Linked DNA regions of Homo sapiens: region 1 is linked to region 2. The links are chromatin loops, found by intact Hi-C in ENCODE. Cell type or tissue: endothelial cell of umbilical vein. All regions are shown on one strand. Links, peaks and the distances in the headings refer to the core of each region. The heading gives the core; the rest is flanking DNA. Region 1 overlaps LOC105379168 (a long non-coding RNA gene). Region 2 overlaps LOC105379168 (a long non-coding RNA gene).

Region 1 (9,519 bases), core at 3,419-7,418, 53 kb before region 2:
TCCCTCAACACCAGCTGCAAGGAACTCCTGGATGCCCCTAAAACATAGCAAGCATGTTCCCGTTTCTGGTGCTTTCACTGCTATTTCTCCCGCCTAGAATGTTCTTAGTCACATGACCTCCCTCCCCACGCTCGTCCCAATTTGTTTATATGCCTCTCTAAATACCAGAGAAGTCTACCTTGGCTGTTTTGTCTCAAGTATCATTTTGGCCATGCTGTATTTCCTTACCTGCTATGTTTTTTTCTCAATAGCATTTACCGCATAATAGTATATATTTGTTTATTTTAATAAATTTATTACCTCTCTTACCCCATTGAAAAGTGGTCTATGTAAACGGTGCTATGTTTTGTTAATTGCTATTCCAGTATTTGTTGAGCATATACTAGGTATTTAAAACTGTTTGATGAATACGTGGATGACTGCATGAAATTCCTGGGGCCATACCTGATGTGATCACAAAATTCATGGTTTCAAATTTGAATTGCTGGTCGATATACATGTAATTATCAGCCTACAGAGATAGCTGCTGAGAATGTAATTTGCCCAACTCATTTACACAGTCCTTTTATATACTAAGTGAAAAACTAACACCAACGGCTTGTATTTACTGCACAGGTATTTAAGAATATGAGAACACATTGGGGACAGATTGAGAAAAGTAGATCCTAAGTTTTCAAGTTCTTTTTTTATACTGCAACTAACTTACAATCATAGAGTGTTATTCAGATCTCTCTTCACCTCCACCTTACACTTTCCCTAATTCCTTTGCACCCCTCCCAGAGGTAATCCATAGCAACATTTTGCTGTATATTTTCATAAAACTCTCCTCTTTCTGTGCATTCACATACACAAATCTGTATTTTTTAAAAAATTGGCCGGGCGCGGTGGCTCAAGCCTGTAATCCCAGCACTTTGGGAGGCCGAGGCGGGCGGATCACGAGGTCAGGAGATCAAGACCATCCTGGACTAACACGGTGATACCCCATCTCTACTAAAAATATTAAAAAATTAGCCGGGCGTGGTGGCGGGCGCCTGTAGTCCCAGCTACTTGGGAGGCTGAGGCAGGAGAATGGCGTGAACCTGGGAGGCGGAGCCTGCAGTGAGCCGAGATTGCACCACTGCACTCCAGCCTGGGCGACAGAGCGAGACTCCATCTCAAACAAAAAAAAAAAAAAAAAAAAAAAAAATTATATAATTTGTTATGCTCAAAGAATTAGTCCATGATTGCTTTTTCCACTTAATAATATGTAAGATAAATGTTTACATCAGTTCTTCCATATTGACCTCATTGTGTTTAATAGCTGCATAGTCTAAGATTTCATAGAATTAATATATCATAATTTATTTACCTACTTATTCTCCTACGCTGATTTTTACTCTTGAGGCTCTTGACTTTCCTGTTTGCATTTCTGCTCTTTCTCTGAGCCCAATCATAAGGAACCAGGAAACAGCAATAAAGAAGCAGAGCCCCTAGCTTTTCCTTGGCAGGCGGTGCCGACAGAGTTAACTGAGGCATGGTTCCTTCCTTAAGAAACTCACATTCCCTTAAAGACAGAGGCACATCAGCCAATAATTACAATAAAAAGTGATACATGCTGTGATGAAATTCTTCTCAAAAAGATATTAACTCCCAGTAGAAGAAGAGTTTTTTTCTGCTTTGGTAGACTTGGGACATTTTCAGAAAGGTGACATTTGGTTTATACCTGATAATGTTAAATGGGGTGGGGTGAGATGAAAAGGGAAGGGCCTTGGCATGTGTGAGAGGAAAAGGGATATGAAGAAAAGGGAACTAACTTTCTGATATTCACAATTTGAGCCCATGTTTTAAGAAATTATTGAGGCTCTTTCTGTTGAGCCATTTAGGGCAATTACAAACAAGAGAAAGGAAAAAAGAGAGGAGAATAGACAGTACATGGGGTTGGGGTGGAGGCAGAGAAAGATTAAGGTAGAAACCAGAGAGGAGGGGAGCTGTATGCTCCACCCCAGGCTGGGAGAGGCTCTTAGAGTGGGAGCCTTTGCCCAGGAAAGGGAGAGGGTATTTTACCCTTGTAGAGGACAGACACTGTGTTTTATTCCTGTTGTGTCCCTTATTGTGTCTAGTATGGATGTTTTAAAGTATCAGGAAGATGTAATATGTGGGTAAGATTATGGGTGTTACAGTCAGTCAAATTTGGGTTCAAAGCCAGATTCTGCTAATTTTTACCAGTGAGACCTGGACAAGTTACCTTACCTTTATGAGTCCTCAGTTTTTAATCTGTCTGGAAGAGCTTATAATACCTTCTGCATAGCTGTGAAGAATAAATTAGATAATAAATGTAAACCAATTAGCCTGGTGTCTGCTATCTTATCAGTGTATAATTATTACTATAAATTACTTGCTGATTTTTAAAAAAGAGACAGGGTCTCGCTACGTTGCCCAGGCTGGACTCAGACTCCTGGGCTCAAGTTATTCTCCGGCCTCAGTCTCCCAAGTAGCTGGAACTACAGGTGCATCACTATGATTGGCTTATTGCTAAATATTTTTAAAATAAAAAAAATCACATGCTCATCAAGAAAGATGATTCGTTGTCAGAGTTCTTTTCAGTTTTAACATGTTGACATCTCAAATAATGATATGGGAAGTAGAGTTGCTTAGGTATGTAAAACGGCATTTCGCCATCTGCAAGAAAGAACTAAATTACCTTCCAGCTTTGTAAGTGAGTTCTGTTCACAAGCCATTAAGAGGTAACTTGTGGTTTATATCACAGGTGACATCAGGGATGAAGGTAGGGGACTCAAGGGCCTCTCCAGCTGCTGACGGCTGACCTGAGAGACAGAAACCAGTATATCTTTCATTCTGATGAACATAGAAAATGAACAATCTTTATATTGTAAGCCTAAACACAAGTGCTTTAATAATGTATGAAACATAGTAATAGGAAACAAAAACAAAACAAAAGAAAAAAAAGGAAGTCCCATACTTTCCCCTAAAGATCGGCCTTAGACAAATGTTTTTCACAGCACTTCCTCTTCTCACTCCCACCTTCCATTCCAGAGCAGCTAATATTGTTTGTTCTTTTATTCCTATGACCACCCATAGGAGAAAGATATTCAGGAAATAGTTTTCCCTGCAGATGGCTGAGTAGCAGAGAGTAATAGCAGTCCCATCAGCATCTAATTTCTGCTTTCATCCAGAAGAGACTGTTTTAGCAACCACTTTGTTAACAATGAAACAAAAGGACATTTGTAAAAAAACAAAAAACAAAACAAAATAAACCACTAACTAATAAGCAGGGGAAAAATATCAGTCACTATCTCTTTCTTAAAGAGTCCTCTCTATTGAGAAAGGACTCTCTACCTTCATGGAGTTTTTATTCTCTTCTGTGAATCGTTTCTACCTCCCAGATTGTAGTATTTGTTAGTAATTACCTTCCCAACTCCTTTTTGCTCAATAGTACAAAGAATACAAGTCATAGAGATTGTACTTGAATTATAAAGAAGCAAAAAGGCCTGTAACTTTCATAATAGTTTGAGTAATAATTAAGTTGACCAACTCATTCTTATTTGCCAAGGGCTTCCCTGGATTTAACACCATAAATCCCATGCCCAGGAAACCTTTGTGGCAAACCAAGATGACTGGTCACACTAACTGAGGTGGTTTCTATACCTGCATAGGAATAGGCTCTTCGTGAACAACAACAATCATTGAAATAACAATAATTGAAACCTGTCTGCTTACTGAAAACCAACTACTTAATTGTCTTATATGGATACCTTCACAAGAACACCTTGAGGGGAGTAGTAGTATTTTACTTCTGTTTCTATACAGAAAGGAAGATGGATTTTTCAACAGTTAGGTATTTTCCCCCAAACCACACAGGTACTAAGAAGTAAAGGTAAGATTTGAACCCAAGCAGACTAATTACATTTGTTCAGCTACTACACCATGCCGCTCTCTGTTGCAATGCTCCCTTCTGACAAAAGCAGTCACAGGCAGCTCATAGCCATAGTCACCATGATGTGTTAATTTCAACTGTGCCTTCCTGGTAAAAGCTGATTCCACCAAAAACGAGGGCCTGAGACAGAAACCAGTGGTCCAACAGGACATTTGTCATGGGAGTTCTCTGCTAATAACTGGTTGCTTCTTTACTTTGCTTTGTATCCTTTGCACCTGAGGTAAACTGAGTATATCATTCTTCCTTGCTCATTTATAGCAAGGAATAAGCATGCTTCACTCTTAACAGTATTCACAGCCTCCACCACTGCCTCCTTAGCAAGCCCAAACGAGAACTGCATACTGATTGTGGTTTTGATTATTCCATTTGTGCTTCGTCCCACTGACCTACATGGAGCTGTAGCAGTGTTCACATCATATGGTTCATTATGTAGTTGAATTTAGTGTTCATGATATTTGTAGCCAGGAAAAAACATTCCATGTGGTGAGCCAAATGAAGCTATTCTTCTAGTATGAAGTGGGGAAGTTGATGAGTCTGAAGACAGGACTTTTTTATTTTGATTAAGAGGGATGATTTGCTTTTGGGGGACATGGCCTTGGGCCAGGAATCACTGTTGTAAAACATTTGAAAGGATGAAGACACTTGGATGAAGAATTCAACAGTGCTCTCAATGTGTCCCTGCGTACTTCTATTTAGAGAGTGTAATTGGCTCCAGGAGGGAAAAAAATATAACTTTAAAAATATAGTCTCTTAAGCCCTAGGGAAGTGCATTAGCCAGATGCCATATCACATGGGCTGGCACTTCTAGTTCTGTGATTTTTACTTTACACCAAGGTATGCCAGGACCATGAGAAAGAGACTCGGTAAAGGTAACATCAGGAAATATAATAGGACATATTTGTAGTTTGGATTGATGAGTCTCTAAGGGAACTAGGGGAGCAGTTCACATAAATGCTAAATAATAAGACCTTTTCTGTAAACAGAACATCAGTGTAATAGTATGTAGTTCATTCAAGCAGCCAGGCTAGGGACTATGTTGAAATTACATTAAAGCAAGATGGGTTCCCTCTACTTCGCTAAGCATCAGAAGTGCAAAGTAAGAGTCCTTACAGTGGAGACAAATTTGTACATTGCTATAGAATTTGATACAAGTGTGTTCTTTTAAAGAACATAATCAATAAAACATAAAATCTAAAATCATTTTGAAAAAGCGAACGGAACAAGTTTTTAAGCTTTAAATCAAATTGGTAATTAAATTGCCACTGGGCAATATTTATGAAAGGAAAGTAAGTATGAATGATGGTAAGTAGAGTGACTTTGAACATCACATAGAATATTACAGAAGGAGTCGCAATGAAGCACAGTGCAAATACACTGGGGAAGCCACTTTTTATAAGAGTAGTAAATTGCACTTTGGTGGACAGAGAAAAACATAAAATAAGTCCCCTTGTTAAACTCTTTTAAACTAATAAACAGGATGTGTGGTGCATGGTACTGTGAAAGCAGGCAAGTGTCCAGTGAAAACAGAAGAGAGGAAATACTGCCTACGTGAAATGAAATACAAGGATCTGGCTGGTTGGAAGTAACGTGTTATTCATATTTGTACCTAAGCTGTAATTGCCAATACTGGACATTTTCTGTCATTATATCCGTGACACTTGAAACAGGATAGATGATATGCTTAGAGAACCTGGGCAGAATTAATATACCTGAGAGATAAATTTTAATGTGGAAGAAATATGTGTGATAGTCTGGAAGCAAGCAGATAAAATAACACACTAGCCACAAAACTTTTTATACTTTAGTCACTTGTTCTTTAAAAGCATGTTCATTAGGAATGTTTACTTTTAAGAAGCATCCTCAGTTCCGATGAATAAAATGGGCAGATGGGAAAATCTCTAGATATAGTAAATAAATTTTTTAAAACCCCACTTTAACCTAAATATTTAGATAATTGAGGAAAATAAGGTTTTATCTATTTTAAAGTTATTTATAGAATGGTTTCAACCCTCCATTTCAAGTGTTTACATCAAACTTAAATAAATCATTTCATCATTTTTGTTTCTCTGATTAAAAAAATGCTTATTCATCTAAACTCATGGTATCCTCAATGTTGAGAAGACACTTGATGAGAAGGCTTCTCAGGGTAAAATCTGATGTTTCAATACATGTATATGTTGTGTAATGGTCAAATCAGGGTGTGTACATTGTCCATCACCTCATGCATTTATCAATTCTTTGTGGTGAGAACACAAAATTATATTCCATAAATATATATAATTACAATGTACCATTTAAAAATAATAATATTAAAAAGAAACCTTCTCAAGGGAGCTGCAGTGTGTTTGCAAAACATGATAATAAGCAACAAGGACACATGTTAGTTTAGCAAACAATTTTGTCCACTCATTTGATTGTGAACAAACTTTTGGATCAGAAAGCTCTTTACAATAAACTGCAGAGACTAATTTGAAGGAAATACTTGGTGGTATTTCCCTTGGTCAAAAGGATGTTGTTAAAAAAAAAAAGTTTCCATATTTTCTGACCATAGTGGAAACGTCATTGAGAGCATGAGAAAGAAGGAAAAGGATCAGACCTACCTGGGCTCAGATTCTGGGTCTCCTGGTTATCAGCTAGATCTTTGATAAGTTTTATAATAGCTGAGCTTTGTTTCCTCGTATGTACAGTGCTACTGAGAATTCACATTTGTAGTGGTTTGTGGTTTTGGTTGATAAGCTGACCGATGACGGAGTGCTGTGAGGTTTGGCAATCCTGACCGCTAGTCCTGACTATAGGACAGCTGATATTATGCATTGCATTCGTAAGTACATTAGTGTTCATTACATCCCTGCGAGCATCTTCTGCTTAATTATGAGATTCTTCTCAGTTTATCTAGCTTCTCTACTACCATTGTGATTCCTTTAACTCTGCTCCAGGGTGCAGGCAGTGAGTGAGGCCATAGGGAATTTCACGGAGCCAGATCCAGGTCTGCTGACTAGCCATTTTCCCATTTTCAGTCTAGTCCTAAGCATCATCCCAACATACTCTACAAGCAAAAGGAGGATTGTCATTGTGATTAGTACTTAAATCCTAAAAGACAGATCATTTTGGGGGTGGTAGGGTGTGCAGGAAAGTATCAGCATTACCTTTCAATCTGTGCTAAGATGTATCAATGCATATTAATTTATTCAAAGAAATATATATTGGGCTTTTATTTTCTTCTCATCACTTTAAATGATTCAGAAAAGAAGAAAACAGACATGGCCTTTGCCCACACAGAGTTTATATAGTCTAGCTGAGAAAAGAGACATTAAAGAAACAAAGAATAATATAACTATAGCAACAAGGACAAAGAAGTGTTGATAGAAAGCTTGTTACTCTTTGGAAGATAACTGTTGTTATTTAGGAAATTGTCCTGATGTTTTTTCTGGGGATCAAACAGGGGATTCATATGACATAGCTAAGATGAACTAGGTAGATCCAAAATTAGAAATAACTTCCCTGACATATTAAAGTTAGAACAATTTCAAATTTTGTGGGGCAGATGGGGAAAGAGCAGTTTAGGGACCCAAGAGAGAAAAGGAGACAGCATGAGACATCTAACAACACGGCAAGATGCTGGGAAATACTCACGAGGAAAATTAGCCAGTCAGAAATTCCAGAACACATCATACAGAGTAAAGGAAAAGGATCTTACCATTGAAATGTGAATCTTACTTTTCCCACTCAGCGTCCAATTATAGTAACAGCCTTCAGGCATCTACTTGGAACTTTTTTCTGCCTTAATGCACATGACATTTGTCTCCCACTTGGCAGTCCATTATCATTGTGTTAGACTTCAACTGCCTTTGAAAAGACCCATCTGAGTTGGCACTTTTATGGACCCAGCTTTCTTTTGGACTCAGTTAAACCGAAGGATGGTACCTCCTCTTTAGGTACTTAAAACATTGCTCATGTTGGACACCAATCTCAGTGCCCTTGAGAAGTGTATACCCCTCTGTGCTTTTAATTAGATATTGCTCTTTTTTTTGCCTCAGAAAGAGCCTTTCTTGACTTCCCTTCAAATAGTTGTTGCCCCTCCAATAATCTTTTATTTTGTCTCAAAATTCTTAGGGAAAGTCTTACTAATGAGGACATGAGATTTGCCCATCATTGGGGTGGCATTTTCTATATATATATATATTTACTACATGTCTACCAGAAATGGAAAATTAATCTCAGACACTTAAAATTTCTGAATATTTGAAATTCTCCCCAACTCCTTGACTAAGTCTCACATGCATGGTGTTATGACAAAATTCAAAGAATGTAAATTTTGCAACTCTTATAAATATATAGAATTTAAAAACCTATAAAATCATATTATTCATTATTAAAGGAAAGATTATTGAGGCCCTCAAGATCCACAAAGTCAATTTTGGGAGTGTTACTTAGCCTATATTTTACATTCAAACATGCCAAACATATTTGAGATTTTTAGAGGATTATATCTCAAAATTTTTACACAATTTTGAAAGTTAGGAACTAAATTCTAGTTATGTAATACATGTGAAAAAAGGGTAACCCTAAAAGACTAAATCATTTGGAGTCATCACAAATGTAAGTGTTACGGATGTATGATATGGGATGATTGAAATTACACAAGAGAGCCTGATCTATAAGGCAGTGTCAGGGCAAGTTTATCTGAAGAAGTGAATTTTAAACAGGGAATCTTACATTGCCATTACAACTAAGAATTAAGCCAGGTGAACGGAGTGTGAGTGGAGGCAGTGGGGTGGGAGAAACTGTTTCAGCTGAGGTGATAGGATGGGAAAAATACTTTGAGCGAGAAAGAGAACAGTATATAATTGGGGAACAGAAATAAGGCAGTTTGTAGTCAAAGGCTGGAGTGATACACAGGGGCCAGATTTTAGTCTTTAAGAGATTTTGCCCTTATCCTAAGAGAAATGAGATGACATTGAAGAGTTTTGAACATAGAACTGGCTTAAATGAATGTATTGGAAAGTAGCAAGAATTTCAGTAAGAAACATCCTGGTGGTCAGAAGGTATTTTCCACAGACTGAAATCAGGAACACAGATGCCTTGAAATGGGACAGCGCAAAGAAGCTGTAGGGTTTGAGGGGTGGTGAATAGATTTCAGATGTAATTGGAAGGCAGAATCATCAGGTTTTGGTGGCTCTCTGAAGTGAGAGGAAATGAGAGATCAAAGACAACACCTTACTTTCTAGTAAGAGCAACTGGATGAATCATCAAAAGTGAAAGGGAAACTGACACATTAGATACATAAATACATTGTTAAAATTTTAGTTGTCCCATAGTTATGTGGACAAGGTCCTTAGTTATCAATTTCACTTTACATGAGTTTATAAAATCCCCCAGATTTAAATGATAATATTGTTACTGACCCCTGATGTTACATTCTTCGGTTGCAAATAACAGAAACTACTCAAAGTACTTCAAGTAAGGGGAGTTTTATTATACAGATTTACGGGAAAATGAGAAAAATAGGTTTCTCAGTCATGGTGTTTGGGCCTCACAGAAATCTGGGTAAACCTGCTTTTAGGTACTTAAATTTGGCTAATGTT
Region 2 (9,519 bases), core at 1,922-5,921:
TAGCCTCTTGATGTATTCTTAGTTATATTTTCCTGAGCGTAACCTCGTGTCTTCTGTATTAGCAGGAAGCCAGGATATTTGTTGAATGCAATCTTTTTAGAGAATTTGATTTGCTTATGCTTCCTGATGCTATATAAAAATGTTTCCCTCTGTAGTAGTTATTTAGAGTTTAATAAATTATGTTGAGGAGATGATGATAACGATAATAGATTAGTAATAATACCACTCATCATATATCATATTGTTTTAAACATATTAACTGTCAACAGAGCCCTATAAGGTGGATGTTATGATAACTCCTTTTTAACATATGAGGGCACTAAGAACAAAAAGCTTAATTTACTTGCCTGTGGCCACAAAAACTGGAAAGTTGGGGAGCTGAGATTTAACTCTAGGAATCTAAGCCTAAAGTCTGTGCTCTTAACTTTTAAACTATAATATCTCTCAATTCTAAAGACAGATTTAATATTGTTCGCCTTGGTTCTGGAACCTAGGTATTAACTGCTGGGACACAAAAGTGAATAAAATAGGATCCTTGCCTTGAGGAATTTAGGTAATTTTAAAAATTACGTCTTTGTGAATGGGCACTCAGAGATTCACAGAGAAAGGGAGATGAGATGAGTGTTGGAAGATGGATTTTGTAGTGGGAAGTTATTTCCACCAGAGACTGTGCAGAGGCATGACTGGAGATGAGGCGTGTAGAGGAAGCGGAAAAGTGGGAAAGCCCTAGGAGAGAGATGGAGGCTAGATCCTGGAGTTCCTCCTGCAGGAGCTTGGATTTTACCCAACTTTTATAAAAAGGAGACATTGAAGAATTTTTACTGTGGTGAGGGAGTATGAGTTGATATGATCAGAATTAAGTATGTATATATTCCCTTCATTTTGGATTCAAACCTCTTTCTTTTACAGAGCAGAACAAACAACCCAATATGAATTTTTGAGAGGACATGGGAAGGCCTGAGTTTACAGATAGGTGGGGGTTGGGAGTGTAATGTACATGACATTTAATCTCACAACACTTTCCACAGGAGGTGGCACAAGATAAGCCAAGCCAAATGGTTAAGGAAAGGTGAAATGGGATAGCAATTCAGGTCAACTTGACTTGCATGACATTCCAGAGAGTTGCTTCTGGTCCTCATTCTGATTTTGAATGACTCACTTTAACCACTTTGGATCCCTGGTACCTTAACTGTAAAATAAGGTGGTATTATCCCTCAAGCTTTGTGATTCTTTAATTCTAATCAGAGAAACAATTAAAGTATGGTGAAGTGCTTTACCTTCTCAAATGAAGGCAATATTAATAATTTCTGAATAGAGTGGGCTGAAGTTCCCTGTAAGTGACCCCAAGGAGTGGGTTACTGCTATCCAAACACAATAAAGAGGCTATGAAACAAAAGCGTTTGAAACTCTACCAATACAAACAAAGTGCTTCTTCTCTATTAAAGCATTAAGATAATTCTATAAAAAGTAGAAAATTCCTCACAGCCCCAGATGCCAAATCGATCCCTGAGTTCCAAGGAGTCTCAGCTCCCAGATCAGAGTCAAGATTTTAAAGATGCTTTGGATGAAGAGAAAAATATTTCCCTCCATTTTGGCCTGGGCCCAAGAATGTCAACACTGCCGGCTCTGTGAGCTTCACCTCTGCTGCAGCCATCTCTAAACAATGGCCTCTTAGGCTGAACAAGTGTCAGAGGTGTGTGAGCCAGAGCAACTCCATCTTAAATAGGAGCTGGGTAAAATGAGGCTGAAACCTACTGGGCTGTGTTCCTAGACGGTTAAGGCATTCTAAGTCACAGGATGAGATAGGAGGTCAGCACAAAATGCAGGTCATAAAGACCTTGCTGATAAAACAGGTTCCAGTAAAGGAGCCAGCCAAAACCCACCAAAATCAAAATGGCGATGAGAGTGACCTCTGGTTGTCCTCACTACTACACTCCCACTGGCTCCATGACAGTTTACAAATGCCATGGTACAATGTCAGGAAGTTACCCAATATTGTCTAAAAAGGGGAGGCATGAATAATCCACCCCTTGTTTAGCATATCATCAAAAAATAACCATAAAAATAGGCAACCAGCAGCCCTCAGGGCTGCTCTGTCTATGGAGTGGCCATTCTTTTATTCTTTTACTTTCTTAATAAACTGGCTTTCACTTTGCACAGCAGACTCGCCCTGAATTCTTTCTTGTGCGAGATCTAAGAACTCTATCCATGGGTCTGGATCGGGAACCCTTTCTGGTAACACAAGCGCTTGGTAAGAAAGGTCTCAGTGGCAGAGAGGGATTGCATAAAGGACCTCTGAGTATGTGTTTCTGCATCGCATAAGGCCAATATGATGGGAAGCACTAGATAAAAACAAAATGTCCAAATCTCTTCTTAAAAAGGATACATTTCCCAGTATAAAGTTAATCTGTTACAAAATAGTTATGTTTTCTAAGGAAATTTAGAATAAAGAAGTAAGAGTTAAAAAAGTTATTCCCAATACCTCACTATTACCCATTACCACTGGTATATTTTTCATAGTCTAGAATAATGGACCCGTTTCTGTTTGCTTTTTTATATAACTCCAAAATATGATAGAAACAATTGCTATCATGCAAAACTTACTTTAAATTTAAATTTAAATAAAAATTAGATCCTTATTAAAATTAATTGGTTAATTAATCACCTGAAGAATAAATCCATGGGATTATCCACAAAGAAACATAACTAAAAAATGAGCAATTTTATTCTACAATATATGTATACTTCAAAACATCATATTGTACATAATCAATAGTACAATTTTATTTGCCAATTTAAAATGAAATAATCAATATTGTCCAGCAAATTTTAAACACAAACTGCAAAAATGCAATTCTAAAATGCATACCTACCATATAAGCGTTATGCTCCTTTATGTCAAGCAACTGTAGACATTTTAATTTAGTATTAAAAAAAGGAAATTCACTCCAGTTGTGATAATTAGCAGGAAAGTAAATAGAGTTCAGAAAATGTTAAAAGTTTGATCAAGATAAAAACAATACAGATAGAAGCTTTTGCCAGCAAGAAAAGCAAAGAAAGGTAAATACTTATCCATGCAGGAGATAGAGAGTTGACTTATTCCTATTCCCAAAATTCCTGACCATGAGGGAAAAAAATAGCTCACTGGGAGACATGTATTCACATTATAAAGAGTAAATGAGTTAAGAAAGGTCAGGGATAACTTACAGGAATATATTATGCACTATAAATCATTTTTTCCTAAATGTAGAAAGCATTGAAGAATAAACGTTGAATGTTGTCTATTTTTTCCAGCAAAATAACAGGACTTTCAAAAAATATCAAACAAATAGTTCAAAAACATAGCAATTCAGCAGAGGATAAATGTCTTGGAATGCATTGGCACAAATTGTCTATTTAGAATGCACTTTGGCCCAATTAGATGAGATGACTATGCAAAAAAAATTTTTTTTGAACAAATGTTTTTGTTCAAAAAAAATTTGTTGAATAAAATGTTAATGAATGGTAACATAATTATTGTGCCAATTGCTAAGCTAATTGCTCATTAATTAAACTATGAACATTCATGGGGAATAAATATTTGGAGAATAGAGGTGTGGATGGCATAGATGAATTAATCAAAGCCAATGAGTACAGTGGGTAAGAGTTTGGGCTACTTCCTAGTTGCATGATTTCGGGTGAGTTACTTCATATCTCTGCCTCATTTCCACATTTGTAAAATGAAAATAATAATATCTACCTCATAGGACTGCTGTTATGACAATTAAAGGAGATGAGTCATTTAAAGTCCATGACACAGTGCTGGCAGTAGACCCAGAAGGAACCAGCCATTGTACAAAGTAAAATAACTGTGGAATCAGATTTAGAATTCATGTTTTCTTCCCCCTTGTTTGATGTTATTTAGGAGGTGATACTAAAGACATTGTCATAGGCAAAGTCAGTAACCCCTGATATTTGAACTTGGTGCAAATTGATTACTATGCTATTTAAAGGTTCATTAAATTTAGTTATTACTGTAATCTCACCCTAAACTTAATGGTGTTGAAACAAGGACTGTCTAACCTCTAAATCAAAAACTAAATAAAAATGTAAAGATGCTAAATGCAATCCTGTGGTTATGTATTCATCCACCATATGGTGTCTTAATGTGTTTCTTAGCATCTGGTGGAATAAAGCCAAGATGCTGGGTTTGATCCCATTTGGGTCTGTTAACCGCTTTAGTGCATGTTTAGCTAAGTCATACTTGGCTTGCCAGCTTGCAAAGGCATGATTTTGGAAGGAACAGTAGTGAGTTATGGGGGTAAGTGATAGTTAAGAAGACAGGGGAAGGTGTTCATTCCTAATGATGGTAGGCTGCTTCAATAATAGCAGATTCATGCATAAAAGACAGTATAACATGATGTGTTCATCTAGAAGCACACAAAATTTCAAAGACATACCGAAAAAGTCAGAAATAGAAAAAGGTTAATCTCAGTTTGCTATATGGTCATATTTACCCCTCCAAAAAATGTAAAGTCAATATTCCAATAATCTCAAAAGTGCATTCTAACTTCCTCTTGGTTCCAATTGTTTTCATTAGCTTTAGTTCTCCATATGAGACTTCTTATTAGGCCTGTTACATATTTCTGTAATCTTTCAGGAGGTCAGGACCCCAGTCTCCTGCTATGCCCTTCATTATTCATTAGATAAGATCGAGATTATCTTCTCACCTGGAGGGCAGTGACAAAACTTTGGTGTAATTTAGGATCTCTTCTAATCTTTCCATCTGTTTGGATTAGGGAAGATTCCTGTGAATGCTCAATTTCTTTGATCTTTTATTCAAAGGTCCTGGTTTGATAAGGTGGTTGGCAAGATTCTAGCGCCTTACTTTTTCCTTGGTCTTTTATTGAACCGAATTCCCTAAATTTTGCTTTAGGAAGAAAAAAGGCAATTCTTTAAGTGTAATGGGCTGCAGGGTCTCTGAAATTTAATTTAATACGATCTTCCATTCTAAAGGACAAAATAATATAACCATCTTTGCTGTGAACTGTGTGTAGAATATACTTGTATCAACTTCCCTTGCTTGCTGAGAGCATGTTGGGATAAATCACTGTGGTGTGATTTATGAAGTCCCCTCCTTCTCTCAGTCTCTCCCCAGCCTATTTGAGTTTCCTATCCAGGCATCAGGCCTTTCCTGACAGATATGATAGAATTGGTACTGGTAGTCACTCCCAGCAGGGTCTGTCTTTGATGTTTTATTAAGTGTATGATTTACTGTCTCTTCTTTTGATTTACTAACTAAAGTAAGAAATAAGAACGTTAGGTTGGTAACAATATCCAAATGGCCACTTTTAAGAAATTGCTGGCCGGGCGAGGTGGCTTATGTCTGTAATCCCAGAACTTTGGGAGGCCAAGGCAGGCAGATCACCCGAGTTCAGTTTGAGACCAGCCTGCCCAACATGGCGAAACCCCATCTCTCCTAAAAATACAAAAAAATAGCTGGGCGTGGTGGTGGGCACCTGTAATCCCAGCTACGCAGGAGAATCGCTTGAACCCAGGAGGTAGAGGTTGCAGTGAGCTGAGATCAGCCGCTGCACTCCAGCCTGGGCAGCAAGAGGGAAACTCCATCTTAAAAAAAAAAAAAAAAAGAAGGAAATTCCTTTAAATGTGTTAGTTTTCAGAACAGTGAGATCGCCACTAAGAGTATTTTCTCATCATCAAGTATATGGCTAGATTGGAAAGTGATTCTATAATCAAAAAATGCCATTCAAAGAAAGTTTAAGCAATTGGCTAGCAGGAAAAGTGGTTACCTTCTCCCTTCCCCCGTGTGTGTGTGTGTGTGTGTGTGTGTTTGTGTGTATGTAAACTTACAAATTCTTTCCCCTGGTTAAAATAAAACACACACACAAAACAATGATGACAACTGTAATTACATCCTGGCAACATTGAAAAAAAGAGAAATTGATCAGTGTTGCAAGCTTTTCTTTCTTCCTAATAATCATCGTTTCTGAATACTAGAAAATAGAATGCCTGATGTTTATCACTACACACTAAAGGACACTTTAGGGAAGGCTAATATTTTGGCCTTTGGGACCTTGTTATGCTTGAAGCTTTACTGGTGGAACATCAACATTCTTTGCTTTCTCTTTGTAAAATATTTGCTGTAAAGTGTAAATAAAGAAAGGAGAGTATTTCTTCACATTGCTATGCTAAAACATCTGGCATCTGGGGTTGTGTTTATACCCTTCTGCACTGCAGGCAGTGCAGGAAGCCTCCTTCAAAGCAGTCTGGATTTTTCTTTCACCTCCTTGAATGTCCAAAAAGTAACTTTTATGGTTTTTTTTTTTCTTTTGGAAGACGATTTTTGTCCAGCATATGGAGCATCTTAAATACTTGGGCCAAAAAACAAGTCACTAGAAAGGGAAGTTCTCCAATTTATCTTACAGAACACCTGCTTATATCCTAAAGGGCTCTGTGTCACTCAAGGCTCCACCTACATTCTCAATATATAAGATCCAAAAATAACATAGTGCTTTTTGGAATACAATCTCACTTTAAAATGCATTTCCACCTTGCCTGTTCCAAACAATATGATTACAAAGAATCAAACAATAGGATAAAGCAAATAAATAAGAACTTGGAGAGGAAATTAGGTAGAAATTGAATGGAAATTGAACAGAAAATAAGGACAGGGAAACAAAATTGAGTTTAATACACAGAATGCATGCTGTATGCTCATTACAGGTGAGCTGCAAATTTGGATCTGAATTTCCTAGCAAACTAATAAAAAAGAAACACTGAATTAATCATATGAGTTTTGACATCAAGAAAGAAAAACATGGTGGCTATGTCTGTAATCCCAGCACTTTGGGAGGCTGAGGCGGGCGGATCACCTGAGGTCAGGAGTTGGAGACCAGCCTGGCCAACATAGCAAAACCCCGTCTCTACTAAAAATACAAAAAAAAAAAAAAAAAAAATAGTCAGGCATGGTGGCAGGCGCCTGTAATCCCAGCTACTCGGGAGGCTGAAGCAGGAGAATTGCTTGAACCCAGAAGGCAGAGGTGGCAGTGAGCCGAGATCCTGCCGTTGCACTCCAGCCTGGGCAACAAGAGCAAAACTCTGCCAAAAAGAAAGAGAAAAGAAAGAAAGAAGAAAGGAAGGAAGGAAGGAGGGAGGGAGGGAGGGAAGGAAGGAAGGAAGGAAGGAGGGAAGGAAGGAAGAAAGGAAGGAAAACAAGCACCTGTTGAGAAGTTATCTCTTTTCCTGATACAGAGAGCTATGAGAATATTTTTTGGTGTGTCTTTATAGAGAGAACATGTTAATTTTGAGAAAAATATCTTCAATCTCAGTCATGTTAAGAATATAGCAAGGGCCTTCACAGGGAGGTTGCAATGCTGTTCCTTAATGTAGGTCCATTAAGTTCCTTCAGAGCAAAGTTCCAGAAAAGAATCCTAAAATATCATCTGAGAACACAGATTATTGGTGGTCTCACTGAAACTGAGGTTATAGTTTAGTTACTGACGGCTTATCCTTAAGAGAAATTCTCCATAAATATCCATTCATGTGTTTGTTTAACAAAATAAACCACTGGCTATGTGCCAAGCATTATTCCTGGTGCTGGGGTTATAGCAAAAAATAGACAATTTCTTTGTTTTCATGGAGTTTAAATCCTAGTGAGGATGGGAGAAACAGATAATTAAAAAATAAACGAGAAAATAATTTTAGAGAGTTATAATGAGAATACTAAGGAAAACCAAAGCAGAGTAGTGGTACAAACATGGACTGCTTTTGATAGGTTTGAGGCATTGACAATTGAGCTGAGATGAACAAGAAGAAGGAGCCAGACAAATACCTGGGAAACCCCAGCAATCCCAGGGGAGTGAACAGTAAATGTGAACATCAAGAAGTGGACTTGATCTTGGCAGGTTGAAGGGGTTTGTGGGATTGGGCTATACCGGACAAGGGGGATGGAAGCAGAAATGCCCCAAGCGTGTATGGCTACAAATTCAGAACCAAATTTGCAGCTTACTTCTAATGAGCATAAAGTGCAAATTGGCAAAGGGCTCACCTACCTTAAATACTTGAATTCCATCATTTGGCCATTGTCATAGTACCATAAAAATACAGTAGTTTTTTGGTATTGTATGATGTTAGAAAATGACCTTTGACTGACATGTTAGAAAATTATCATAATAAATACAGACATCTATGATATCCTGTGATTTTTATTGATTGCTATTATAAAAATACTGCAACATTATTTTGGGAAAGATCATGGTCGATGGGACCACATTTAACATGGTAGTCAAAGTCTAACATAGGCCTTCATATTGCGGAATAGTGGGTGACACTAAACATTCTAACATAAATCTTCACAGATTCTGTGTGTCTGCTGGATGGAAATGGTCAGTTTTAGAGGTGCTAAAATTCTTTCAGGTGCCAAGGAGCCCCTCGAGGCACTGTATTAGAGAGAGATGGGTTATTAAATCATCACTTCAACTGTAAATCATCTCTGTGAGTGATTTACTCCCTTGTCCTTGCAGGATTGAGAAATTATTGCGAAAAAGAAACCCCAGGAATATAGCTCTTAACTAGAAAGACATTATCTCAGGTTTAAAAATATCTCTAATCAGTTAAACAACAGTATTCTGAGTTGCAGAAAATATAGAGCACAATGATGGTACTGGAAATGAAATGTAACAGAACGATGAAATCTATAAATCACAACTCTGGAAGTCTTAAGCAAGTCCTAATGTTTAAAGACAGCATCCTTTGATATTCTACTAATTGCTGCAAAGGGTGTTTAGAAATAGCAGAATTTTCTAGGAAAAAATAATGATGCACTTTTAGTTTAAAGTGACACCATCTTTTAAGATTTGACAACATCTTGGAAACAGCTGCCATAACATCTTTTTTCATATTTGCTTAGTTAACATCATTGTGACATTAGTCTATGGCTGCCAATAAATTTTCATTAAAAATATTTGTTTAATATGAGAAGGCTCCAGAAGGGAAGGTATTTAAATCTAGAAACTGAAACAAACCAACATGTTATCTAATAATAATTTATAAAATATTATATTCTTATTTTACATGCTATATAGGAAGATAATTGATGGTTAATTGGAGGACAAAAATTCTTTAAAATGACAAAATTCCTCCTACTTTGTCAGACTATAAATTTCTATGAACTTAGCATTTGTTGTTCAACTTGAGTAAATGTTATATCCATTTCCTTGGCATTATATCTTCTTTCCTTTCGTTCAGTTTAAAAGGAGGACCACAACTATATTTCCAAGGAATTCACAGCATTTTATAGATTAATACAAACTGATAGTTTGGGACCTATTCATCTCTAAGCTTTCTTTAGTTCTCTCTCCTTCACAAATGGGTGAATTGACATAAATCTATTCTTCCTACTCATCGTCTCTCTGCCCCTGTGAATGTCATCATCTTGTGTTGATTGAGAGGACTGGGTGTGAGAACATAAAATATCAAGGCATCTCAAGTAGAGCCATGTACCAAATAACAACATTTTGG

The links. A loop is a pair of places that touch in the nucleus more often than their neighbours do. Peaks named below come from ENCODE experiments on the same cell type or tissue, not always from the same donor. Only the 100,000 strongest peaks of a DNase experiment are listed, where the experiment ranks them.
Region 1: a loop joins it to region 2, with 5 times the contacts of the local background. A loop is called at or near these places in 2 of 110 quality-filtered maps.

What each region holds. Positions count from the first base shown.
Region 1 is chr5:128,768,124-128,777,642 of GRCh38, forward strand. All of the region lies in intron 4 of LOC105379168 (a long non-coding RNA gene), which reads left to right. Among named protein-coding and RNA genes, the nearest start is that of SLC27A6, 190 kb to the right of the region's middle. RefSeq lists a silencer at 6,591-6,670. In endothelial cell of umbilical vein, for the core only: no CTCF peak of the experiment used is centred there; a DNase peak (open chromatin) is centred at 5,448.
Region 2 is chr5:128,822,248-128,831,766 of GRCh38, forward strand. The region is part of intron 4 of LOC105379168 (a long non-coding RNA gene); the gene reads left to right. Among named protein-coding and RNA genes, the nearest start is that of SLC27A6, 140 kb to the right of the region's middle. In endothelial cell of umbilical vein, for the core only: no CTCF peak of the experiment used is centred there; a DNase peak (open chromatin) is centred at 3,794; H3K27ac peaks cover 1,164 bases.